Regions from separate parts of the Mus musculus genome. Here all the other regions are linked to region 1. Evidence: chromatin loops called from intact Hi-C (ENCODE). Cell type or tissue: left cerebral cortex. All regions are shown on one strand.

Evidence for each region. Hi-C counts contacts between places; a loop is a spot of excess contacts. Peaks named below come from ENCODE experiments on the same cell type or tissue, not always from the same donor. Only the 100,000 strongest peaks of a DNase experiment are listed, where the experiment ranks them.
Region 2: a loop joins it to region 1, with 8 times the contacts of the local background. A loop is called at or near these places in 21 of 42 quality-filtered maps.
Region 3: a loop joins it to region 1, with 2.8 times the contacts of the local background. A loop is called at or near these places in 12 of 42 quality-filtered maps.

Annotation. Positions count from the first base shown.
Region 1 is chr7:80,137,334-80,145,333 of GRCm38, forward strand. No RefSeq gene overlaps it. Among named protein-coding and RNA genes, the nearest start is that of Gm45202, 14 kb to the right of the region's middle. In left cerebral cortex, a CTCF peak has its summit at 3,641 (motif pointing right); DNase peaks (open chromatin) are centred at 3,659, 6,251 and 6,694; H3K27ac peaks cover 718 bases.
Region 2 is chr7:80,367,046-80,375,045 of GRCm38, forward strand. Man2a2 (mannosidase 2, alpha 2) reads right to left here and starts at 4,330. Exons shown (of 24, transcript NM_172903.4): 1 at 4,057-4,330; 2 at 3,687-3,884; 3 at 2,548-2,700; 4 at 1,675-1,932; 5 at 1,461-1,605; 6 at 1,169-1,340; 7 at 652-779; 8 at 266-439; 9 at 1-10. The coding sequence starts at 2,679. In left cerebral cortex, a CTCF peak has its summit at 4,394; DNase peaks (open chromatin) are centred at 1,827, 2,301, 2,648, 2,902 and 3 more places; H3K4me3 peaks cover 2,397 bases; H3K27ac peaks cover 1,641 bases.
Region 3 is chr7:80,193,301-80,201,300 of GRCm38, forward strand. Sema4b (sema domain, immunoglobulin domain (Ig), transmembrane domain (TM) and short cytoplasmic domain, (semaphorin) 4B) reads left to right here and starts at 5,288. Exons shown (of 14, transcript NM_001360135.2): 1 at 5,288-5,470. The coding sequence starts at 5,353. In left cerebral cortex, CTCF peaks have their summits at 131 (motif pointing left) and 4,342; DNase peaks (open chromatin) are centred at 4,269, 4,807, 5,148, 5,708 and 3 more places; H3K4me3 peaks cover 2,458 bases; H3K27ac peaks cover 2,603 bases.

The sequences.
Region 1 (8,000 bases):
ATGCCAAGGATTGAAGTGAAAATTTCTAGTTTCTTTGGAGACTCAGTTGTGTCAGTGATGTTTTTATGGAAACTGTCTTGTAAGAGGATGTTTTGCTGAAGCAGACATGTGAGAGGATGTTTTTGCAAGCAGACACATGGGAGGATGTTTTGCTGAGAACAGATGCATCTTATTTTTCTGGAAGCTGCCTGGGAAAAGGACATGTGATGTGTTGCTAGAGTGGATGCTTGAGAGGACACACGATGTTTGGAAAGAATATCAGTATAACCCAACAGACAGTGGATGATGCTGTGGTATTGGTTCGCCTTGCCACTCTTTGCTGGCCTTTGTTGGGCTGTCCCAATGCTGGTCTTCACGGGTGACACTGTGGCATTGGTAGCACTGGTTTGACTTGACTTCTTCACTGACTTCGTAGAAAGAAATGCACCAAAGAACTTCTTGTGATATTCTGGTGGCTTTTTGCCATTTCTGCCAACTCTGGCTAATTGGCAGAGCCTTGAGGTTTCTTCTGGATCAAACTCCATTGCTAACTGGCAAGTGGTGGTTGTAAGTAGATCAAGCTACCGATACTGATTCGTGTGAACTATGCTACTGATATTCTGACAAAGAAGATTGGAATTGCTTGAAAAAACTGTTTCTAAACAGGTCCACATCTTCCTTTACCCTATTAACCTTTCCTTTCTACTACCTCTGGTGGGTGGTGGGCTAGAAGGGAGATTAAAGCATTTAAGAACCCTTATTAAAGTAGGTTTTGAAAAATCTAAGCCTACAAAGGCTCATTCTTTCTTGGTTTTTTTCTTGTTAGCTGGCTGGTTGATTGGTTGTTGGGGTTGGATTGGGTTAGGTTTCCTGAGACAGGAGCTCACTTTGTAGCCCAGGCTGGCCTTGAACTAGCTCCAATCCTCTTGCCCCATCACTCAGAGTGCTGGGATTACAGAAAGAAGACACCACCCTTTTAGAAATAGGTTTGGGATGCCAGCAAAAGGACTACACAGTCCAAAACAAAAAATTTTATTTCTGCAGAAGAATGTGTGGCTCAAAATCAACCAAGCAAGTACACCTAGCAGGAATCCTGCTGGGTTTTTATCTCTGACACAAAGGGGACCTTTTCCTCACTCTGAACTTGCGTCATGTTCTTATGGATAACTAAAAAGCTGAGTGGTTGACAGGCAAAGTGTCAAACTTGAGAAAACATGAAACCTGGATCACATACTTTGATCTTTGACAAATGTTAACTGTCAGAAGGCATCTTTGCCAGATGGTGTCTCTGCCAATTTCTGTGTTAGGTTATAGTCCTGTCCCTTTAAGCCAAGAGCTCACAACCTGAAGAATTTGGACAAACTCTTATAGCAGACAGGTCCCTGGTGGAAAGAATAAATGGTCAGGCAGGAGGCACTCAGAGGGATGGAGAAAAACAAACCCAGACTCAAGACAAATGTGGCAATATGGTGCCAAACCCATACACTCAGACGCCCGAGGGGACAGCTTGAAGACTGGAGATGATAAACAGATTCTCTCTGTATCCCTTGCAACCTCTGACTGAGTTATAGTCAATTTCTTATGTCCTCCAGATGGGTACCCTGTAGCTGGACCATATATCACAGTAGCACTCACTGCTGGGGAAAATCTTACCAGATTAGGCCTTTCCGCCTGGTCATCAGGAGAGTGTGTCCCCCAGTAGAAGTGCACACTCTAATGGTGGCGCACACCTTTAATCCCAGCACTCGGGAGGCAGAGGCAGGCGGATTTCTGAGTTCGAGGCCAGCCTGGTCTACAAAGTGAGTTCCAGGACAGCCAGGGCTATACAGAGAAACCCTGTCTTGAAAACCAAAAAAAAAAAAAAAAAAAGAAAAGAAAAGATCTCTATGTGTCCCTAATTACAGCCTCAGCGATGACCAGTCCAATCAGCTCACTCTTGATTGACTGCTGCTGATGCTGAAACCTCTGTTTAACCTTTTAACCTGGAGTGTTCTTTGCCTCATTTAACACTTTGATAGAAATCACAGCACATCTCATTTATGTTCCCCTTGGTTCCCAGCTGGGGCTCGCTGTTTGTACACAAGACAGCATGTAGCTCAGTTTGACTCTAGGGACTAGGAAGGGAAGCTGGGTGTCCCCCTGGTGCCTGCTGGAGGATGGTGGCCAAGGTGCTATCAGGTCAGCGTTAAAGGAAGCAAAACAAAGCAGGAGGCCAGGCCAGAGAGATTGTTAGGGGACTAAGCTGCAGCAAAGGTCTGCCCACTGCTGGAGGACGATGGTGAGGTCAGCCAGGCAGTGGTGGAAGCACAGGGATTCCAGCACCCAGAGACAGAGGCTGATTTCTGTGAGTTCGAGGCCAGCCTGGTCTACAGAGTGAGTTCCCAGACAGGCAGGGCTACACAGAGAAACCCTGTCTTGGAAAACCGGGGGGTAGGGTGGGGGAGCAAATGAACTATAGAAGAGAAAGAGAGCACCCAAAGACTGAGTGACAGCTAACCCATGGACCTCCTAAAAACAGGAACAGCAGGAGGGTGGGCTGGAAATTCCCAGCACAAATCCTCAAGGGTGATGGGGCAGCCAGCAATTGTGTTGTGGCCTCCAGGGGCCTTCACCCTGTAACTATCACAGTGGGGCCACAAGGGGCCCCGACACAGGCAAGGGGAAAGTAAACCAAGCTATGTGGATCTCAGCAACAGTGACAGTTGTGGAAAGCTACCAGTGAGGAACTGTCAAATGATCGGAGTGTTTTGATTTTCAGCTGTATTGAGCTGTAGTGGACAAGAAGTTTGTGTGTGTTTAAAGGGTACAACAACATGCCTCTAATGCCTGCACTTGAGAGACACAAACAGGAGGATTGCCATGACTTCCTGGCCAGTCCCAGTTACATAGTGAGTTCCTGGTGAGAGTGAGATTCTGTCTGTAACAAACAAAAAAATAAAAATGGAGATCAATAAGCCGGACACGGTAGCACACACCTTTAATCCCAGGACTCAGGAGGAGGAAGCAGGCAGATCTCTGTGAATTCAAGGCCAAGTTCCAGCCCAACCTGAGTTCCTTGGTGAGACCCTGACTCAAAACCAAACCAAACCAAACCAAAAAGCAGCACACAGACAAAAACACCAGGGGCCTAGCAGTTAAGAGCACCTCTGCTCTTCCAAAGGAGAAAAGCCTGGTTCCCAGCACCCATGCCAAGCCAAGCCAAGCCAGTGTAACCCCAGCTCCTATGGAGCAAATGTCCTCTTCTGACCTATGAGGCCAACTACACTTAAGTGTATAGACACAACATGCATGTGCATGCACTCGCGCACACACACACACACACTGAAAATAAATCTTGGGGAGAAAAAAAAAAAAAAAAAACGCCAAAACTTTCCAGGACAATAGTTATCAGAAAGTAAGGGAGCCAGATGCAGTAGTTCTCTGAATTTGAGGCCAGTTTTGTCTATGGAGTGAGTCCCAGGGCAGCCAGGAATACTTAGAGAAATCCTGTTTTGAAGAAAGAAGAGGGGGGGGGGAGAGAGAGAGAGAGAGAGAGAGAGAGAGAGAGAGAGAGAGAGAGAGAGCAAGAGCTCGTGAGAGAGCTCATTACATTTTCATTACATTTTTTGCATTTAGGACGGTAGAAAAACCAGTGTTGAGGGCCGAGAGCCAGAAGGTGGCAGTGTCTACCCAGGGAGGGGCGGGCTCCTTCATCTTCCCAGGCCAGAGCTGCCCCACATCAGTTCTTGCAAAAATCCCAGCCTACCAAGTCCTACCCCTCGGTGGCCTCACCTTCCTCTGCCTGGTAGAACAAAACGCTATGACAAAGGCCCAGGTAGTGTGGCTGCCCGCTGGGTTTTAAGATCCAACAAGAGTCTCTCCCATGAGCAGAGGTGATCCGGAGTCCTGCCACTGGATCCGAGCTGACCTCCCAGCACCTGCAGGTTCCCCAGGCCGACCCTGGCTCCCAGCTCATCCTAAACTCAGTTATTTCCTCTCTTTAGGTGAGGCACAGCTTTGGCTGAAAACTTAAGCAACAGAAGCAAACCAACCCCAGTGTGGGGTCATCACGCTTTTCATTCAGCGTTGAAGAATGAAATTATGTCATCTGCAGGGAAACGGATGGAACTAAAGATCACTGTTAACAACAAGGAAAACAAGCAAGCAAACAAACAGACTTCCAAGCAGATATGGTTCTAGCCTGCAATCCTAGCACTTGGGAACCAGAAGGAGGCTCAGAAGTTCAAGGTCAGCTTCGCCTTTAAGTTGAGTTTAAGGCCAACTTGAGATGTGTAAGGAAGCTGACCCTCCCCCGCCCCCAACACACACACAAACACACCTAAACTGACATCTTGTTTTCTCTCCTGTGCAGAATACATATATAATGACAGTAGAAGAGGTGATATATGAGGGGAGGCAGGACCTAAAGCGGGGCGGGGCAAGAGATAATAACGAACATCGAGAAACAAATATGGACGTTTTCTCTCACATGTGAAACCTAGATTTAATTCTGTGTGTGCACAGGACACGGAAGCAGAAAGGCAACAGTTCGTGTGGAGGAAGAGGACAAATTGGAGGAGGGAGAAGAATGAGAGCAAAGAACCAGAATGGATGTGTGTCTGTGTATGTGTGCATGCATGGATGTGTGTGTATGTATGTGTGAAAATGTCATAATTACTTTGTATGATAATTTAAAAAAATTTAATGTTTCAATAGTAAAGTATATGTTATATGTATTTTATTTTATTTATTTGGTTGTTCCTTTTTAAAAGAGGTTTTATTTATTTTGTGTATGAGTATTTCATCCCCATGCATGTGTGTGTACCACATGAGTGCTTGGTGCCCTGGGACATCAGAACAGGGCATCAGATTTGCTGGAACCAGAGTTACAGGTGGTTGTGAGCCACCATGTGGGTGCTGGGACTCAAATTCCCTATTTATTTGGTTTTTCGAGACAGTTTCTTTCTCTGTGTAGCCCTAGCTGTCCTGGAGCTCACTCTGTAGACCAGGCTGGGCTTGAACTCAGATCTACCTGCCTCTGGCTCAGGAGTGCTGAGATTAAAGGCGTGTGGTATGTAACAATGCTCGTTTGCTTGTTTGTTTGTTTGTTGGGTCTGGGTTGTTTGTTTGTTTGTTTGTTTGTTTTTGAGATAGGGTCTCACTTTGTAGCAGCTCTGGATGACCTGGTATCCTGGTATTCACCATGTAGTTCAGGCTGGCCTTGAACTTATAATAGGCTGTCCACCTGTCTAATCCACTTGTCTTTTACTCTGGAGTTCAGGAATTAAAGGTAATTGCCACGATACCTGCCTGCTATGTATATTTGCACAGTTAAAACAACAACAAAAATAGTCATCCAAAACTCATAGCTAATTGGAGCTAGAGAGATGGCTCAATGGTTAAAAGCAACACACATACACACACATACATGGCAGGTGGCGGGCTGGAGAGATGCTTCCGTGGTTAAGAGCACTGATTGTTTTTCCAGAGGTCCTGAGTTCAATTCCCAGAAACCACATGGTGGCTCACAACCATCTGTAATGAGATCTGATACCCTCTTCTGGTGTGTCTGAAGACAGCTACAGTATATATAATAAATTTAAAAGGCTAGGAATGGTAATATATGCCTTTAATCTCAGCACATGGGAAAGTGAGGCAGATGGACTTCTATGAGTTCAAGACCAGGCAGGGCTACATAGTTAAGTTTGAGGATAGTCAAGATTACAAATTGAGAGCCAGTCTGGAAGGGGTGGTTGGGGGCAGGAGAACAACTTAAGTTGTGGCAAGAGGACTGCAAGCTTAAAGTTTGAAACTTTGAGACTAGTCTTGGCTACATAGCAAGATCCTACTCAACCCACTAACAAAAGTCACAGAGGGGGATGGGGGGGGGGGGGCCAGGCCAGTGAGGTGAGTTAGTGATATGGTACTTCCTGCCAAAGCCAGTAATCTGAGTTCCATCCTCAGAACCCACTCTGTAGGACAGAACTGACTCCCTAAAGTTGTCCTCTGACCTCCACACTCCACAAGAAGACTATGGACACACACATACATACATGTAAAATAGATAAATATATGTAAAAACCAATCGTGGCACCCTCTGGGCTGGGTTCTCTTGTTTTGCATCTCCCCCGTTCTGACTTTCCTGTTGTTGAGATCTCTCACCACTGTCTTGCAAGCTGTCCTTCACGCAGCTACTCAGTTCCTCCTGTGTGTAACCAGCTCTCTTCAACCGCGTCCTTGGCACTTCCCCTTCTCGGCCCAACTGGCTGATCGAGATATTTTCCCAAACAAAACCTGTTCTCACCCCGCTAAGCACATTGCAGACTTGCCATCTGGTGTCTATGTGGGTCTCCTGAGAAACAGATGAGTGGGCAGCCACAGCTGAGATGCAGATCGTCTCTCTACCAGCTGCCAGGCTGAGAGGAGACCCACGGCCTCAGGGGTGGGGGCCGGGGCGGGGGGCCGGCTGGGGAAAAAGTGCATAAGGCAGCCCCTGGAACGCAGTCCCATCTCTCTATAGTGGGCCAGACCTCAGAAGGGCGGGGCTGAAGGAGGAAACAGAGAGACTTAGGTAAAGTGACCAGTAAGTTCAGATAAGAAAGGATTCAGTCTGATCAGAAAGATGCTTGAGGCGCAGAGTCCTGGAGCCAGACAGAGCCGAGTGGGGTGTGGTGAGAAATGGGAGAAGAGACAGCAGGAAAATCCCACCTTTTTTAGAAATGCTAAGCTTTTGAGGCAGGGTGCATCTGGAGCGGTTTCGGGGAGGAAGTTAAAAAGAAGAACCAGAGGACAAGAACACACGCCAAGCCTGGAAGGGAAACAGATGCCTTGCAGGGATCCCTCTCCAAAGCAGAGGCAAGAAAAGGGAGGGCAGGAGTGTTTCCAGTGAAACCCGCCACCTGAGGAGCGCTCACCAGGCCAGGCAGGAATGCTGGCAAGAGCTGACAGGTATACCTGCTTGAGACAGGCCAGACATTGTCCCGATGCTGCGGCCCACAAAACACAACGCGCAAGACTCACTGTGATGTTAAATTGTCTACTAGGACATTTGAAAGGGTGAAAGAGGGGTATGGGGTGGCATGGGTCTGCCTTCCCAGCATTCCAGAGGGTGAGGCAAGAGGAAGATCAGAGATCCGCCTGCTTCTGCCTCCCAAGTGCTGGGATTAAAGGTGCTCATCACTTCACTGGCCCAGTTTTTTTTTTTTTTTTTTTTTTTTTTTTTGGTTTTTCGAGACAGGGTTTCTCTGTCTAGCCCTGGCTGTCCTGGAACTCACTCTGTAGACCAGGCTGGCCTCAAACTCAGAGATCCGCCTGCCTCTGTCCCAGATTATTGTTTTAATTATTGAGACAAGGCCTCACTGTATAGCCTTAGCTTGTCTGGAGCTTTCTATGGACACCAGGTTGGCCTCAGACGTACAGAGGTTCACCCTTGCTTCTGCCTCCTGAGTGCGGGGATTAAAGGCGTGCATCGTGCACACACACAGCTATTGTTTTATTTTGAGACAGGAATTTCGTGTACTCCAGGCTATCCTCAAACTCCCTGAGTTGGGAAGGATGGTATTGAACTTTTGATCCTTCTGCCTCCACCTCCCAACTGCTGGGACTCCAATCGAGGGTGACCACACCCAGTTTTCAGAATACTGGAGATGGAATCCAGCACACTGCACATGCTAGACAACCACTCTCCTCCCTGGGCTACATTCCCAGTCCTACACTGCCATCTGGGAGGGGTGTTCTCTGTATTGCCCTGGCTGTCCTGGAGTCCAGGCTGGCCTCGAACTCAGAAATCTGCCTGCCTCTGCCTCCAAAGTGCTTCGATTAAAGGTGTGTACCACCACTGCCTGGTACAATCTTCTGTTTGAGGAGAGTATTTTAGCAAAGTGTGCTGGTATACATCTTTTAAGTAGTAGCATGTGAGAGAGCCTGAGGCAGAAAGATCTCTGAGTTCAAGGCTAGTCTACACACTGAGAACCTGTTCCAAAAGAAAAAAGAAGCTGGGCATGGTGGCACAAACCTTTAATCCCAGCACTCGGGAGGCAGAG
Region 2 (8,000 bases), 230 kb after region 1:
GAGTCTGAATCTACAGAAGACATACCGCAGGGTCAGCCACGGCAGACAGCCTGAGGAGCTGGGCACAGGGACGTCAGAGGTGTGCAGGTTCATGCCACCCACAGGCAGCCCTGAGAGACGCTGAGGTCGCAAGTATGTAGGCTGGGAATTAGGACATGGGGCTCCCAGGCCCACAGCTCCTGTGGGAGATGTGCCCACAGAAGCCAGCAGAGGTCAACATGACTCCACTGCTACAGTACCCATGCGTGCCCCTACTTGGCCTTACCCCACATCTGCCTCCACATGAACTCCAGGCTATGAGTGGCAGCAAAGTGCTTCTTGATGGCATAATGCACCCTCTGAATCAGCATGCTGGTCAGGTTGGCACGGCGCAGCAGGTAAGGCATGGTGGAGCTGTGTCCAAAGGGGTCCACTGCCCAGCCCGAGCGCGGGGTTGCACCTAAGGCACAGCACAGAAGTCAAAGGCCCTGACTACCTTGGGGACGGGCCCCTGGCCACTTGGTGCCTGGGAGGCCAGCTCCTGCCTCACCCATCAGATAGGCTGCATGAGCCTAGAAAGGAACAACTAACTCCCTGCCAACCCCTGGACCTCACAGCATCTTGCCCCACACCAGCTCTGGGGCAGAGTCGAGCTCCTGTGCCTGCACTTACCCAGGTTTCTCTCCAGCCACTGGTGCCCCTCGATGAGCTGGTCAACCAAGGCAAAGTAATGGGAGTTGGCCTCGTCGGGCATCACCCATCCGCCTGTCGCAATCTCCAGCTGCCCATTTCCCACCAGCCTAAGGATGAAGCACACTTGGGATGGGACGGGGACCTTTCCATTGGCAGCCAGAGGATGGCAGGGACTGCACGCAGTGGCCTCCACCAACCAATTCACCCACGTGAACAGCGTGCTCACTCAGCCTCCTTTCCCTGCAGCCCGCAAGGCCCTGTCTTGGTTGGTTATTTCAGGACCCCCTTCTGTGCTCAGAGGCAGAGGTCCCACGCTTCTCCCTCATGCCCCAAGCATTCCGATTTCTCTGCACACTAACAGACCTTCAGTTCCCCACTCCTGCCACAGCTCAATCTCCCTGCCAGCTTGGCAGCCACACAATGAGACAAGCCCAACCTACCCATCTGAGTCCTAGATAATGATCGACCTTCCCACACCTTCCCAACCACCACTGACCTTCGAACTGCTGCCCTCTTTTGGGCACTGATGTTGTCCCACCACTTGGCGAAGAAGGAGACTTCTGCCCAGAGAAAGCGCCGCCGGGGGTCTTCCTGCAGCTTGGACACCATGCTGTTGAGGATGTGCTGGGTCTGTTCCGTGTAGTACTTGTCAAAAGTCTTGATCCAGCCTGGGGGAGCCAACACAAGGTCCCCTCAATATGCCACATACTTCAGTCACACCCTCCTCATGCCTGCCATCTGAAAGCCCGCCCCACACCCTGCGGCAGCCGGGCCTACTGGCCCTTCACCTGGATCGTTGTGGGAGTGAGGCACCACAAACACTTGCAGGTCTTCAGTGTCCCAGTCATTTGGGCTGTAGGAGATGTCAAAGCCTTGCCTCCACACGCCACCCTCCACATTGTCAAACGGCAAATCCTCAGACACGGTTAACATCTGCCGGGGAGGAATGCAGCTCAGTGCCTGTCTGAGTGGGAGAGGGTCCCTGCCAGCTCCAACTCTTACCTGTAGTTCTGGCTTCTGACCCCGTCCCCCCAAAGCAAACTGGCAGTCCTGGGGGGAGACGGAGAAGAAGCTGGGCCGGGGCTCCGGGAGCACAGCCCAGGAACCGTTGGCGGTATGGTAGGGCAGCAGGGCTGGCGGGCCCTCCGCATTGGCTGTCAGTTCCAGTACAGAGTCCTTGATACGGCTTATGATGTCATGGTTTTCCTCCAGCAGTTGTTCCAGCTGTTCTATCCGGTTCTGTAGCACAGAGATTTGGCTCTGCAAAAAAAAAAAAAAAAAAAAAAAAAAACAAGAACAGAAAGGCATCATCACTCAGACCACGGAAGGCAAACATTTCCTCTCACATGCCCGTGCTCAGCGACCTACATGTTCCTCCTGTCTCAAGCACGGTGCTGAGGAGGACTGCGTTCAGCTTAATGGAAAAGCAATACGGTGGTCAATCAGCAGTGTCTGCCAGAAACTTAAGTCAGGCTATTATTACACAAGGCAAATTTCTTGTTCCCCTCCTCCCCCTTCTCCTCCTCCTCTTCCTCCTTCTCCTCCTCCTCCTCTCCCTCCTCCTTCAGCATTGCTGCTTTTCACTTCCTGTTACAGCCAGGAGCATAGCTCCGTGGTAGAGCATGTGTTTAGCATGCGCCAGTCCTTGGGCATCCATCTCCACAAGAAAGACAAATCTGCCTAGGAATGTCCCTGGGCTACAGCTACATAACTCAGTTGTAGATCGTTAGTGTTATATGCACGCATGCCCATGAGGAGGCTCTAGGTCCAATCTCTAAGACAATGGGGGTGGGGGGGTGCTCTTGTCCTGTGCTGACAAGACTCTCCTGAGCCCAGGTGACTTGCATTTGAAGAAGAGAACAAGGTGTGACTCACCCTGGGGAAGTTCCCACCATTCTGGTGTCTGGCAGGATCATGCTGCACTCGGTCCAGCATAAGGTACAGAGAAAAGACGGCCACACAGAAGATAGCAGCCCCACACACCGTCACCTGCTTTTTCAGCTTCATACTGACCCAGGAGGCACGTTCCTGGCAGGAGAGACACCACCTGTAGTTCTGGCATGCAAAACCCTTCTGTTGGTGTTCCTAACAAACGCTCTGTGGACTCCCAAGGAGAACCAACCTACTTGCTTGACTCTGGGTAAAAAAGCAAGTAAGCTTTCAAGTACCAAATCTTGGTTATGACTCCCAACACACAAGTAGCACATATATTTGGGGCTGGTCCTGTAGGAGAGGAGTTCTGATTCCCCTCAGCCCAAGCTATAGAAACCAGGATGTGGAGTGTGGGGGTGCAGTAGGTAAAGAGGCACTTGCAGGCAAGCCTGACAACCAAAGCGATTCATTTGATTCATATGGTGGAAGGTGAAAACCAACTACCACAAATTGTCCTCTGATTGCCGCATGTTTTCTGTGACGTACATGCACATAAATAAATGTAACACATTACAAACAAACAAACAGGGATAACAGAGCCCCAACTCTGACCCACACTTCATTACACAACCACTGATTGCAAACAGCTTGCTCAGGACTCTGAGAAGGCTCTCCCAAGCCACGTGTTTCCTCCCTTCAGATGTATACATAAATACAAGAGGTTTTATTTTGTTTGATTTAGGGGTACAATCACCAGCTGGAGAGACAGACAACCCCCCCACACACACACACTCACACCCTGCCTCCCCTGTGACCTCCTGGGGCTGACTGGAACTCAGCAGAAACAGTGCCTGGCCCAGATCCTATCTCAGAGAATACAGAATGGATTTCTTTTAAGAGAAAAAGAAATGCCCATGTTTCTAACGCAACCCAGTTCTAGGATTGTCCCCATCAGTACTGATTCCTGCTGTGCAAAACTTCCAGTCCTGGCTTCCAGAGTGCTTTAAAGGGACTCTTAGGAAGCTAGCGGCGAGACTGATAAAGTCCCCAGGGTAGCGGAAGCCAGGCACAGCGGCTCCGAAACGGGGCAACTCGAGACGACCCACAGTGCCTGCCGCCACCGCCCGCGAGTCCCCACTTGCCTGCCGGAGGAGGGAGGACGCTAGCTGCTGAACGCGCGTGGGCGGGACCGCTCTCTGGAGTCTGCTCTTCGGGCCCTGGTGCTGAAAAGCTCAGTCACCTCAGCCTGCGTCCTACTTAATGCGATCTGATTCCGCTCAGGAGCCTCCGGGCAATATTTTTAGTCCCTGGAGATTGGGTCCGGGCCAAAGAGGGCGGAGCTAGGGAGCAGGAGCTGGGTCACCGTGGGGCAATTACCTGCCGAGATGTAACCCCCCTCCTCCGGCCCGCCCAGCCCCCCTCCGGCCCTCGGGGCTCAACCGGCACCCGGGGGCCGCAACGCTCGCGGCCTGCAGGCTGGAGTCCTCGCCCACGCCCCGCCTGGCCCGTTACCGTACGCGGCCGGCCTCCGCGCCGCTCGGGACCCGGCCGGCCGAGCCGCCACTGCTCGCATCCCGGGGGACCGCGGCCCGCGCGCGGGCAGTTGCGCAGGCTAAGAGGGACGCCTGGCCACCCACCGCCCCTGCTCGGCCCCGCAGCCGCGCTCCCGCGGGGGCCAGGGCCGCTGCGCGCTCCCTGCGCTCGCCCCGCGCCTGTGCTCCCGCGCTCCCGCCTCCACGGGGCCGAGCGGTGCGCCCGGCAGGAGGAGGGGCGCGGGGGACCGCGCGCAGCGTCCCCTAGTGCCGGGTCCCGCCGCTGCCTCGCCCCCCGCCGGGTTCCGCAGCGCCCCCTGGCACCCGACTCGGTCGCCTCCCGCTGGGTCGGTGCCGGGGTCCGCTATGGCTGCGGGGCGGCTGTGCGCAGCCGTTGACCCGGCAGGGCGGGAGTGGCGGAACCCCAGCAAGGTCGCGCCACTGTTTCTTGTTGTGTTTTTGTTTTTTTTGTTTTTGTTTTTGTTTTTTCTCTTGGTCTTCCAAGAGTAAGATTTAGGCAGGAGCAGAAAGGGCAAAACCGTGCGGTGCTTCGTGGCCTCCCTGCCTGGCTCAATAGTGATGTTTCTTAGTCAAAGGAATAGTGCCTCCCTCTAGGTTTTGTGAGTTCCGGGTGGCTCTGGGTTTCCTGACACTAAGGGCGAAATGCATATCATCCGGTTAAAGGTTTATTGAGCATCCATGTTTCCAATTTACAGCGTAAGATACCATACTGCAATGAACATCTCCACAAATTCCACACTTTTCTTCCTTTTAAGATTAATATTTGGATGGATGTAGGAGCCCGTGCTTAGTCCCAGCACCTGGAAGGCAGAGGCAGGGAGATCTCTGAATTCGAGGCCAGTCTGTTTTACATTTTGAGTTCCGGGACAGCCATAGCTACTTGGGGGGGGGGGGGGGGGAGATTGCTTGCTAGATCGTAGTGGCACACACCTATAAATCCTCCTGTCTCAGATTGACACAAATTCGAAGCTATCTTGGACTACACATTTGCAATCCTGTTTCAAAAGAAAAAAAGATTGCTAAAATTACTGCCTGAAACTGAGCTGGCCCACTAAAAGTCCAGCTCTTGGGAAGTTGAGGCTAGAGGATCCCAGCAAACGGACACTAGCCTGGACTACGTAGCAAAACAAATATTACTCTCTGTTGTAGACTACCCCTAACCCCAGGTTCACATCTTGAAGTTCTGTCCCCAGATTTGACCATATCGGGAGGTGGGGCTTTGATAAGATTAAGATTAGCTCATGAAGGCAGAGCCCTTAGAAAGCAGATTATCCTGTCCTTATAAAAACATCCCAGAACCCAGGTCCTCAGCAGTCAAGAAACAGAGATAAGGCAGATCTTGGTGAGTCCCAGGCCAGCCTGGGCAGCATGGTGAGACCCTGTCTCAAAATAAAAATAATAGCAACCCAGAAGCCAGTGAGGTGGCTCAGTGGGTAAAGATGCCACCAAGCCTGATGACCTGAGTGTGATCTTCAGAGTCCACGTGGTGGAAGGAAAGACTCCTCTGATCTCCTACATATGTGCCACAGTGACTGCAAACACACACACACCACACACACACACAGAGAGAGAGAGAGAGAGAGAGAGAGAGAGAGAGAGAGAGAGAGAGAGAGAGAGAGAAGGAATCAAGCAGTTTGTAACTACAGTGGCCTCCAAGAAGGAAGAGAGCCTACATGCTACGGAAACAGGAAAAAGGGGTGGGGGAGCTGGACAGGTGGCTCAGTGGTTAGAGCACTGGCTGTTCTTCCAGAGGTCCCCAGTTCAATTTCCAGCAACCACACGGTGGCTCACAACCATCTGTAATGGAATCCAAGACCCTTTTCTAGTGTGCATGAAGACAGCTAAAGTGTATTCATATAAATAAATAAAAACTTAATTTTTTTAAAAAAGGGGGATATAAAAAGGCAGTAAGGTGTAGTCTTTTACAAAATGGGGATGAGGGGTGGGTCTTTCTCCAGTCTGCTGGCCTCCTCTGGCCTGGGAGAGAATCATAGTACACTTGTGGTCCAGCCTCACCATACAGCAATAGCAAGTACTCTGTCATAGCTGATTTCAATAGTGCTATCCCCCTGCAATCCAGCTTCTTGTGGATCCAGCTAAGAACAGTTTTCAGATGCATATTTAGGCAGAGGATGGTCTACTCTTCCTAGATACTGGTGGTGGTGTTTTGCTTTTATGTTTTGTCTTGAGACAGGGTCTTTCTGCATAGCCCTGACCAGCCTAGCACTCTCTCTATAGTCTAGGCAGGCCTTGTACTCTACTTAGAGATCTGCCTGCCTCTGCACTGGGATTAAAAGTATAGGCCACCATGTTCCCTCTTATCTGCACGTTTAAAGCCAGTTTAGTCTACATAATTAGTTTCAGGCCAGTTAGGGCTCTGCAGCAAAACTATCTCAACAAAACAAAACAAATGCTTAACAGAGCTTCCGTTTTCTGTGCATATGCAGACAGCTGTGTCAGACACAGAAAAAAAATCAGTCTACCCTCAAGGTGGTCTATCCACCGGAACTATCTGGGTTTAAGTGCCTACACCATATCTTCTGGGAATCTCTCGGCCACTTGGCTGTCCAGTTAGTGTCCAGAAATATTGGCTGAGTGTCTTTGGCCTTGTATCAGTTGTGGTCTTGAGTTTTCTCGTGTCAGTCCCGGGTGGCCTGCCACATCCCAGGTGACAGTAGCTTCGGTTTTTGCAGAGCACTATTAGTTCTGCCCAGCTGCTGTTGGCCATTGGCTTCCACGCACGCTTTTGATGGGAAGGTTCCTTAGCCTTGTCGGACCCGTGCTCCACTTACAGGCCACGGGGTTCTTCCTACACAAGGTGAGACTCGTGGCACCAGCACCAGGCTGCCAGCCTACCGGCGTCTCCTCATAAGTCAGTAAAAGGGTAGCAGGTGCTTTTCCGATTGATGCTTGCCAAGCCAAGCCGCAAAGCCCCCTCTTTGCCTGTTGCCTGAAGTTCCCTTTTCTATGCAAAATATCCAAGCCCTGGCTTCCAGCCACAGTTGCTTGCTGCACTCCGCCTGCTGTTTGGTTTGCTTGATCAGTCCTCCAACCAGGTCCAGGTTCCCAGGAGCCTCAATGTCCCAAGTATCTCAAATGAGCGGCCACGCGGGCCCTCTGTAAGAGTGGCAGAGCCTTTAGAGCCCTTAGAAAGCTGAGCTATCTCTCTAGCTTTGGTTTCCACTTTTAAATTTTCTGGGGTTTGAGACTTTGGCTGGCCTGAAACTCTCTATGCAGATCAGACGAGCCTTAAAGTCATAGAAATCCACCCACCCCTGTGTGTGTTTCAGGGTGGAGCACCAGCAGAGGCCAGAGGAACAGCTTACAGCTGTCCTTCCACCGTGTGTGTCCCAGGGATCCAACTCAGGTCACCAGGCTTCGTGGAACACACCTTCCCTCACTGATCCACTTTGCTGGCCCAAAGGGGCACTTTTTTGTTGGGGCCCTGCTTATAGATGGGTAACTGTAGGGCAGCAGTTGTCAGCCTGTGGGCCTGGCCCCTATGAGGCTGCCTATCAGATCTCCTGCATATCAGATATTTGTATTATAATTCATAAGAGTAGCAGAATGGCAGTTATAAAGCAGCAATGAGATAATTTTATGGTTGGGGTCACCACAACATGAGGAGCTGCACTAAAGGGTCGCAGCAGTGGGAAGGTTGAGAGCCACGGCCGTAGAATAAGCTTGTGAAGTAGATGCATGCTCTCCAATGCCTCTTTCAGATAGTTTGCTAGAGGTGTTTTGTTTGGGGTTTGGTAATTCTGAGACAGTGTCTTGCTGGGCTTAACCTCTCTCTCTCTCTCTCTCTCTCTCTCTCTCTCTCTCTCTCTCTCTCTCTCTCTCTCCCTCCCTCCCTCCCTCCCTCTCTCTCTCTCTCTCTCTCTCTCAGACAGGGTTTCCTGT
Region 3 (8,000 bases), 56 kb after region 1:
CTGCTCTTCCGAAGGTCCTGAGTTCAAATCCCAGCAACCACATGGTGGGTCACAACCATCTGTAACAAAAATCTGATGCCCTCTTCTGGAGTGTCTGAAGATAGCTACAGTGTACACACATATAAATAAATAAATAAATAAATCTTAAAAAAAAAGCTCAGTACATTTGCAAACACTTGAAAATCCAACACTACATCAAGATATAGAATCTGTCATCTCTAAAGTTTCTATATTTGCCTAGGAGGCATGTGCCCACTGGACTCTGACATCTCTCACCACACAGCAAGTTTGTCTGGGTGCCTGATGCTACACCTCCTCCTCCTCCTTCTCCTCTTGGTTTTTCCAGACAGGGTTTCTCTGTGTAGCTCTGGCTGTCTTGGATCTCTCTCTGTAGACCAGACTGGACTCCAACTCAGAAATCCACCTGCCTCTGCCTCCCAAGTGCTGGCATTAAAGGTGTGCGCCACCACTTCCAAACTTATCTGGGCTTCTTTATAATATATTCTTATGAACATTATATTTCTCATCCTGCACTAGTGAAAAAAGTGTGTGTGTGTTTGTGTGTGTGTAGATTGTGGGGGGAGGCATAGACAGACAGACAGACAGGATGGGAGGAAGGAAGAAGGCCTATGAGTGCAGGTGGACAGAGGGCGGACTTAGCAATTGACTTAGCAATTTATGGATGACTTTGTCTTGTAGGCTGGGCATGGAGAGAGTAGTACTTTTTTCTTGTTCTGTTTTTTGGTACTCTTTCCAAGCTACCCCCCTCCGCCCCCCAGTTCTTTGTAAACACTGACATCTGGCAGAAAAACACTTGCCTACATCCAAGCGTGGCAGAGGGGAACAGGAGACACATCGTTGGCTTGGGACCACTCTTTTGCCTAAAGGAAGTCAATTCAAAGGCAGTTCTTTGTCAGTCACCCTTCTGTTCTTTCCAGTCTGAGAGAGCACATGAGGAAACCACATTAGCACACGTACAGAAGACAGTGGAGCCCGACAGGAGCAAGGCTGCCATGCACAGGAATTGGAGAGTGTGTCCCCAGGCCAAGTCGGGACCTTTACGTAGATAGTGCTGTGTGGTTCTTACTGGGTGCCTTGCTAGGCATGGGGGAGGGGGTCAGAAGACAGAAGACCCGGCGCTCTTCTCTCTAAGGGGCTTGCTGCCCAGTTGGCATAAGATATACTTTCAAAGCACATGAGCAGGATATAATTAAGAACCATGAGAGGCTGCATCAGCCCCTGCCTCCTCTCCTGAGGGATGAGCACAGCCGTCAGACAAGCCCTTTGTTGCCAAGACACAAGAGCAGACCAATCTCCTGCCACTGCCACGTTAGGAGCTACTGATCCCCAGATTCAGGCTCTGAATAAATGCTAATTGAGCAGGTAAGCCATAGATCAGGCACTGCTCTAAACTAGGGTGCAGAGCGGATGAAGGAAATGTTGTAGTTAGCAAAAATTGATTTTTGACAAAGCTTGTGTGTGCATGTGTATGGATATGCATGGATATGTGTGTGTACGTAGATCTTATGCATGTATTCACAGGCATGTGTGTGTATTTGTATGTGTGTATGGAGGCCAGAAAACAACTTTGTATGTAACTCCTCCGAGCCATCCACTTTTTTTTTTTTTTTCTTTTTTTGAGACAGTCTTTCACTGGTCTGGAACTTGCCGAGTAAGTTAGGCTGGCTAGCAGGGATCTGCAGGCCTCTGGATTACAAATGTGTTTTGCCATGGTTGCCTTTTTCTCTTCCTCCTCCTCCTCCTCCTCCTTTTTCCTTCCCCTCTTCTTCCTCTTGTTCCTTTCCCTCCTCCTCTCTCTCTGTCTCTGTCTGTCTGTCTGTCTCTCTCTCTCTCTCTCACACACACACACACACACACACACACACACACACACACACACACACACACTTACTTCTGAGATCAGACTGACCCAGGCTAGTTATCCCATAGAATGCTCTTCATATTGGCGGTATCTGCTTTCGTCCTTATTATTAGACATGGGTTAAACCCTTTGGTAGGAACACTGCAGGGACTGATAATGTGAAGTTCTCAGGGCATCATATGGGAGGCAAGCAAAGATTCCATCATGCTACTCCTATCATGGCTGACCACTTGCGTTAGGATGGGAGCCACCAGATCTCATTGGCAGGCATACATTGGCCTTTGGGCTAGTGATCATCTGTGGGACTGGCCGTCAGACACTGTTTCCCCAGTCTTTATGTCCAACTGTGGTCTTCGCTAAGTGTTCTTTCTAGTCCTTCTATTTCTACACTTAGCAGCAGGTTTGTACATAAAGACATTTCCTTCTCTTCCCTTCCCTTCTCTTTCCCTTTCTCTCTGAGTCACACTATTGACTAATGGGTTGTATTTTCATTTGCTGCATTAGAATCCATTACTTATGCTGTTTGATAACCAAATGGCCATCCGCCTGGCTCCTCTCCACGCGGCCATCAGACTGTCTCTTCAGGCATGGCCTCATTAGGCTTTGCTTTGCTTTCAGGCCCAACAAAATGAGCTCTTTACCTTGTACTTAAGGAGAGCGCTCTGCTTTTATAGAAGAGCGGTGTGCAGAAACCAAGATCTGGAGGCTAAATCTGCACACCCATTATTTTTATCAGTAACTTGATTAAAGGTCTAAGGAATACTTAGCCAAATTTACGATGACTCAAAAACCAGGAAAGGAGGTGCCAAATGTATGATAATAGAATCAATATTCAAAACAACCTCCGTGGGATGAAATCTGGGCCAGAACCAATAGATTTAAGAGAGATAATTTTGAAGTCTTGTGTTCAGTTGAAAAAGTTATTGCATAATTTCAGGTTTGGGGCACTTTTCATTAGACAGAAATTGGCATCAGAAGATTGTTTTAGGTTGTTAGCCAACACGAGCCTGTAGTAGTCTGACCCTTGTCATCCTCGGTCACCCAGTCATTCCTTCAACCAACGCTTATTGAAGACGCCTGCCATGTGTACAGGCACCATTCCAGAGGCTTGGGAGGTTGAGCAGGGGAAAGCTGCACCTAGACTTTCATTTTATTTATGTATGTATTTATTTAAGTTCTGTTTTCGGTTTGTTGTTGTCTGAGACAGAGTTTCACATAGCCTCGATTGGCCTCAAGCTTGTTATGTACCTGAGGCTGCCTTGGATTCCTGATCCTACCCGCCCTTCACCTGCCAAGTGCTAGAATTAAATACCACCATTTCCAGCTGACTTTAGAAATTTATTTTCAGCCGGGCAGTGGTGGTACATGCTTTTAGTCCCAGTACTTGGGGGGTGGGGGTGGGGGTCAGAGGAAGGAGGATTTTTGTGAGTTCAAGGCTAGCCTGGTCTACAGGAGTTCCAGGACAGTCAAGACTACACGGAGAAACCTGGTATCATAAATAAAGACAGCCAGACAGATAAGATAAATGAATCTGAGGCTGGAGTGATGGCTCAGCAATAAGAGCGCTGGCTGCTCTTCTGGAGGCCCCGGGTTCAATTCCCAGCATCTTCTTTTATTTATTTATTTATTTATTTATTTATTTATTATATGTAAGTACACTGTAGCTGTCTTCAGACACTCCAGAAGAGGGAGTCAGATCTCGTTATGGATGGTTGTGAGCCACCATGTGGTTGCTGGGATTTGAACTCAGGACCTTCAGAAGAGCAGTCGGGTGCTCTTACCCACTGAGCCATCTCACCAGCCCTCCCAGCATCTTCATAACTGGAGTCAGGAACTCCAGTTCCAGGGAGTCTCAAACCCTCACACTGACAGATACATGTAAAAAAAAATTTTTTTTTTTAGACAGGATATCTCTGTGTAGCCTTGCTGTCCTGGAACTGGCTCTGTAAAACTCAAGAGATCTTCCTGCTTCTGACTCCCAGGTTGATGGGATTAAAGGCCTGGGCTACAGGCCTGACCTTGAAACAGTATTTAAAGTGCTATTTATTTCATGTGCATTGGTGTTTTGCCTGCATATATATTTTATGTTACACACACAAACACACAGGTCAGAGGTCACAGCTTGTGGAGTAGACTCTGTCTACTGTGTTTGAGAAGAGATTAACAGGAGGAAAGGAAGCAGCAGTTAGAGCAGAAACAGTACATTTCAGATGATGGGTTAACCAGTGCAATTGGACATGTGGCATATGAGAAAAGACACGAGACTGTAGAAGGATGTCAGGGTGGTGACAGTACAGGAGTTGTGGAGCATGGGGAAGTCTGGATGTAAGAAAGAAGACCTGAGACCATCCAAGAGCTTGTCTGCTCTGACTGCCACCTGCCTGTGGGGGTGGGGAGGAGAGTAGAAAGATGTGGCTCTGGAACTGCCCACATGGGCACACATGGGCAGCAGCGAGTGCAGTGTAGCTTCGACAACTGCAGAAAAGTCTGGGGGAAGTGGTTTCATTGCCACAAGAACAATGAACACATATTTTTAAGTTTTTAATTTTATCCATTCACCTAGGAAAAGCTGAAACGGGTTTCCAAAACCTTGATGTCTTTGTTGATCTCCCCCTCTTTATTTCCCTCTATTCCTTTGCTGTGGCTCCACCAAATTGACTTCAGATTGGGGTACCTGCGGGTGGATACCTCTGGCGTCTCATTCCAGCCTTAGGGAATCCTTTCCTATGCTCAGCCACGTGCTGGTTGTGGGGGGGAAGGTCTAGCCTCTTTGGCAGTGCAGTCCGTGAAATCCTAATTATCCCACTTGAACTGATTCTGCGCCGGCCCCGGGCTTCGCGTGGACAGAATTCTAAGCATGGACAACCGAGCAGAGTATCTAGATTCTAGACCATGCATAGACCTCTCGCGGAAGTAAGACTGGAAAGCTACCAGTCTCCGTCTCAGAGTCTGCACAGCTCCCAGAGCGGGGGTGGGGGTAGGTAGGGGGCATGTGGGGCAGGGTTCCCGGGAGCCGGAAGGAGGGCGGGTCCGTGCGGCTTTGCGAGCTCCTCGGTCTCCGGGCTTCAGGTCCCCAGGCTCTGCTCCGCTCCCCCTCCCCCCCAGTGCCCCAAGTCGGGTGACTCGATCCAGCGCCCCTCGTACTTCAGCGCCCAGGAAGGAGGAAGGGGAAAGAGCTGGGCAAGGACCAGCTAGGAGGCCCGCCTACCCGTCGACTTCCTGCTCCGCGCCCTCCTCCCTGCGGCGAGAGCGCGGGGCTTTCACCCGCAGCACTGGGCAGAGGGAGCCTACGGTGCGGCGGCCCACGTGACCACCTTCCCTGCCGCCCACCCCCAGGTCCAGAGGCGGAGGCCGAGGGAAGGACTCCGGGCCGAACCGCGGGGCGGGGCTCCAGCCTGCGATTCCACTTGAGCAACCTGAGCCGGAGGAGGACGCCGCTGCCTGCTGCGGTCCGAGCTCCACGCGCCGCGATGGGCCGGGCGAGCCGCTCCGCTGTCCTGCGGCGCGCGCTGCTGCTGCTGCTGCTACTGCTGCTGCTGCGGACGACGACTACGCGGGCGCTCGGCCCCCGGATCAGTGTGCCGCTGGGTAAGTGCTATGGGGCGCGGCAGAAGGAGGGGAGCGCGGGCAACGAGATGCTTGGTGGGGTGGCCACGACAAAGGAGAGGTTGAGGTCCACTAGGACCAGGAAAGCAGTTGTGGTCAAAGCGAAAGAGGAGGGAAAGCTAGGGAGCTGAGAGCCCTTTTCTTCCATTTTCTATCTGGACTTGGAGAGGGCCGCTTTCTTGCTCGGTTGCAGCTGCTCTTGCTCGGAGGGAGCACACTCGGCACTAGGGGCCTCAGGTGCCAGCCATCCTGCCTACTCATTTACTTGTCTTTGATGCTGACCAGAGTCAGCCTTGGAGCCACCAACGGCACGGGGCTGAGGGCACTGCTGCTGGCCGTGCTATAAACTCTGGGCTTATGATATTCTCAGTCAGCCACAGCAGAGCCTGGAGTTTGGCGGGTGGGTGCCAGGTCTTTCCTCCCTGCCGGCCCATCTCTGACTGATCGACCTGGAGAATTCACCCCCTACTCCAAACACAGGGACTTGGAAACTGACATTGCGAAGACCCATCTGTACCCTGTCTAGAGGGGCCTGAGGGTATCACCCTGGTGGGCCACATTCCTTTTTTGGTGGTTTACAGCTGCCCCTGGCTGCCTGTGTTTCCAATCCTCCACTCATTCTTTACTTCCCTTAGTCTGATCGCCCCTGAACCTTTTCCAGGGAACCTCAACGTTTGGAATTCTAGGGACTTAGCCCAGTAAGTACTTCCTACTGCCCGCACTCCAGCTTCCTCCCCTGCAAAGTCGCCTCAGGCTTAGATACCTTGCAAAGTCATCTTGGGAAATTCATAAAACTTGGTGCATTCGGAGGGCATCAGGCACATAGGTGCCAACAGACAATGTTTGGCCAAACCCCTCTAAATTGCAAACTGTCACTGTGAGTTAGTGCATAAATTAGAGGTTACAGACTAAAACTCTACCAGACTTCCTACTCCATATTTGCATCCCCACCCCTAAAAGCATCCCATTTGCAAAAGGATAGAATCAGCTCTTCAGTTAAGGCCCCTAACAGGATCTCAGTCCCTTATCCAAAACATTGTTGGTAGCTCAAGTTCAAATCCTGTCTCAGCCACTTAGTTCCCACATGACCTTAAGTAAACAACTTCTCTGTGCCTTGATTTCTTCATCTGTAAAATGGGATATTAGCGCCTTGCTCAAGGCGCAGCTCATTACCAGTTGCAAAGTCCTTAGGATAGGGCTTGGTACAGAAACCTCTCAGCGGGTGTTTGCTGTCATTCTTGTTATGTTAAACTCGGACCACTCCTGCATGGAACTGGGTGGTTCGCTGTGGGTGGGGATGGTTCTAGAGTTCACTGCTGCTCCTTGGGAGTTCTGTTCTTGAAGTGAGAAATGACTGAAATCGGAACCCAGGACTGATGCTCTGCCACTTTAAAACACTTACTTAGCTTGTGTGTGGGTGTAAGGGCACACGAAAACATGACGTACATGTGGAGGTCAGTGAGGTCAGAGGGCAGCTGGTGAAATCCTCCCTCAGCCGTGTGGATCTCAGGACCTAAGCTCAGGTCCTCAGGTTTGGTGTCAAAAATCCCTTTCCCTGATGCGCCACCTCCCCATGACCCCCTCACCTTGTTGACCCAGGGTGGAGGTATGAGCTAGGTATGGAACCTGTCCTGTGTTAGGTGTGTTAGGCTCTGAGCCATACATACCCCTTGCTGCTTCTGTCATCCTGTGTTTCCCTAGAGCTCTCAGCCCTCCCGAGGCTGCAACCCTTTAATGCAGTCCCTCAGGTTGTGATGACCCCCAACCATAAATTACTTTTGTTACTGCTTCATAGTTGTAAATTTGCTAATGGGCTGAGGCCCGCATGTTGAGAGCTGCTGTCCCAGCCGTAAGGAAGGGGCTGTGAGATAGAGACACGTGCCCCTGTGGATCCCGCTTACGCCTGGGGAAGGCAGGACTAGCTTTTGGGGCTACACCAAACACAGTAGGTCTTTTGCCTTAGGGAGTGATGTGAAGACTTGATAGGGGCGTAGAGAGGCCCTTCTTCCTGGGAGAGCATCTGTCTTGGGTTAGCTGTATAGTTCCAGGACCTGGCCACCTCCCACAATTCCCTGATCATTCAAGGCTGCCACAGGTGGGCAGTGTGTGACTTGTGCACTGTACAGAGGTATTTAGCTGAGGGGTTGAAAGGGCTGGCAGGCCAGGAACACAATTTTATTGTGTTTGCGGGACGGATTCTAGGTTCTGCCTGGGGGGGGGGATGGGGGGGGGATGCTTTTTCAGTCCTCCCTAAGCTCTGCAGCGTTGTAGCCATGCCCAGCCACCTCACCACTGGGTGTGCATCCACACCTGACTGAGCTCCCCGCCACCACAGAGCTTTACCTTCCAGGGCCTCCACAGCACCCTTGAGACCTGCTTCTGCTTCCTTTCCTCCCAACTACAGGAAGGTCCTGTGGCTGGAGTCCCACATGGGGAATGCCCTGGTGACTGAACTGGCTCGCCCTTTGAGTCTGACCTGAGACAGTTTCCTGTCTCATCCCTGGGGGCTTGT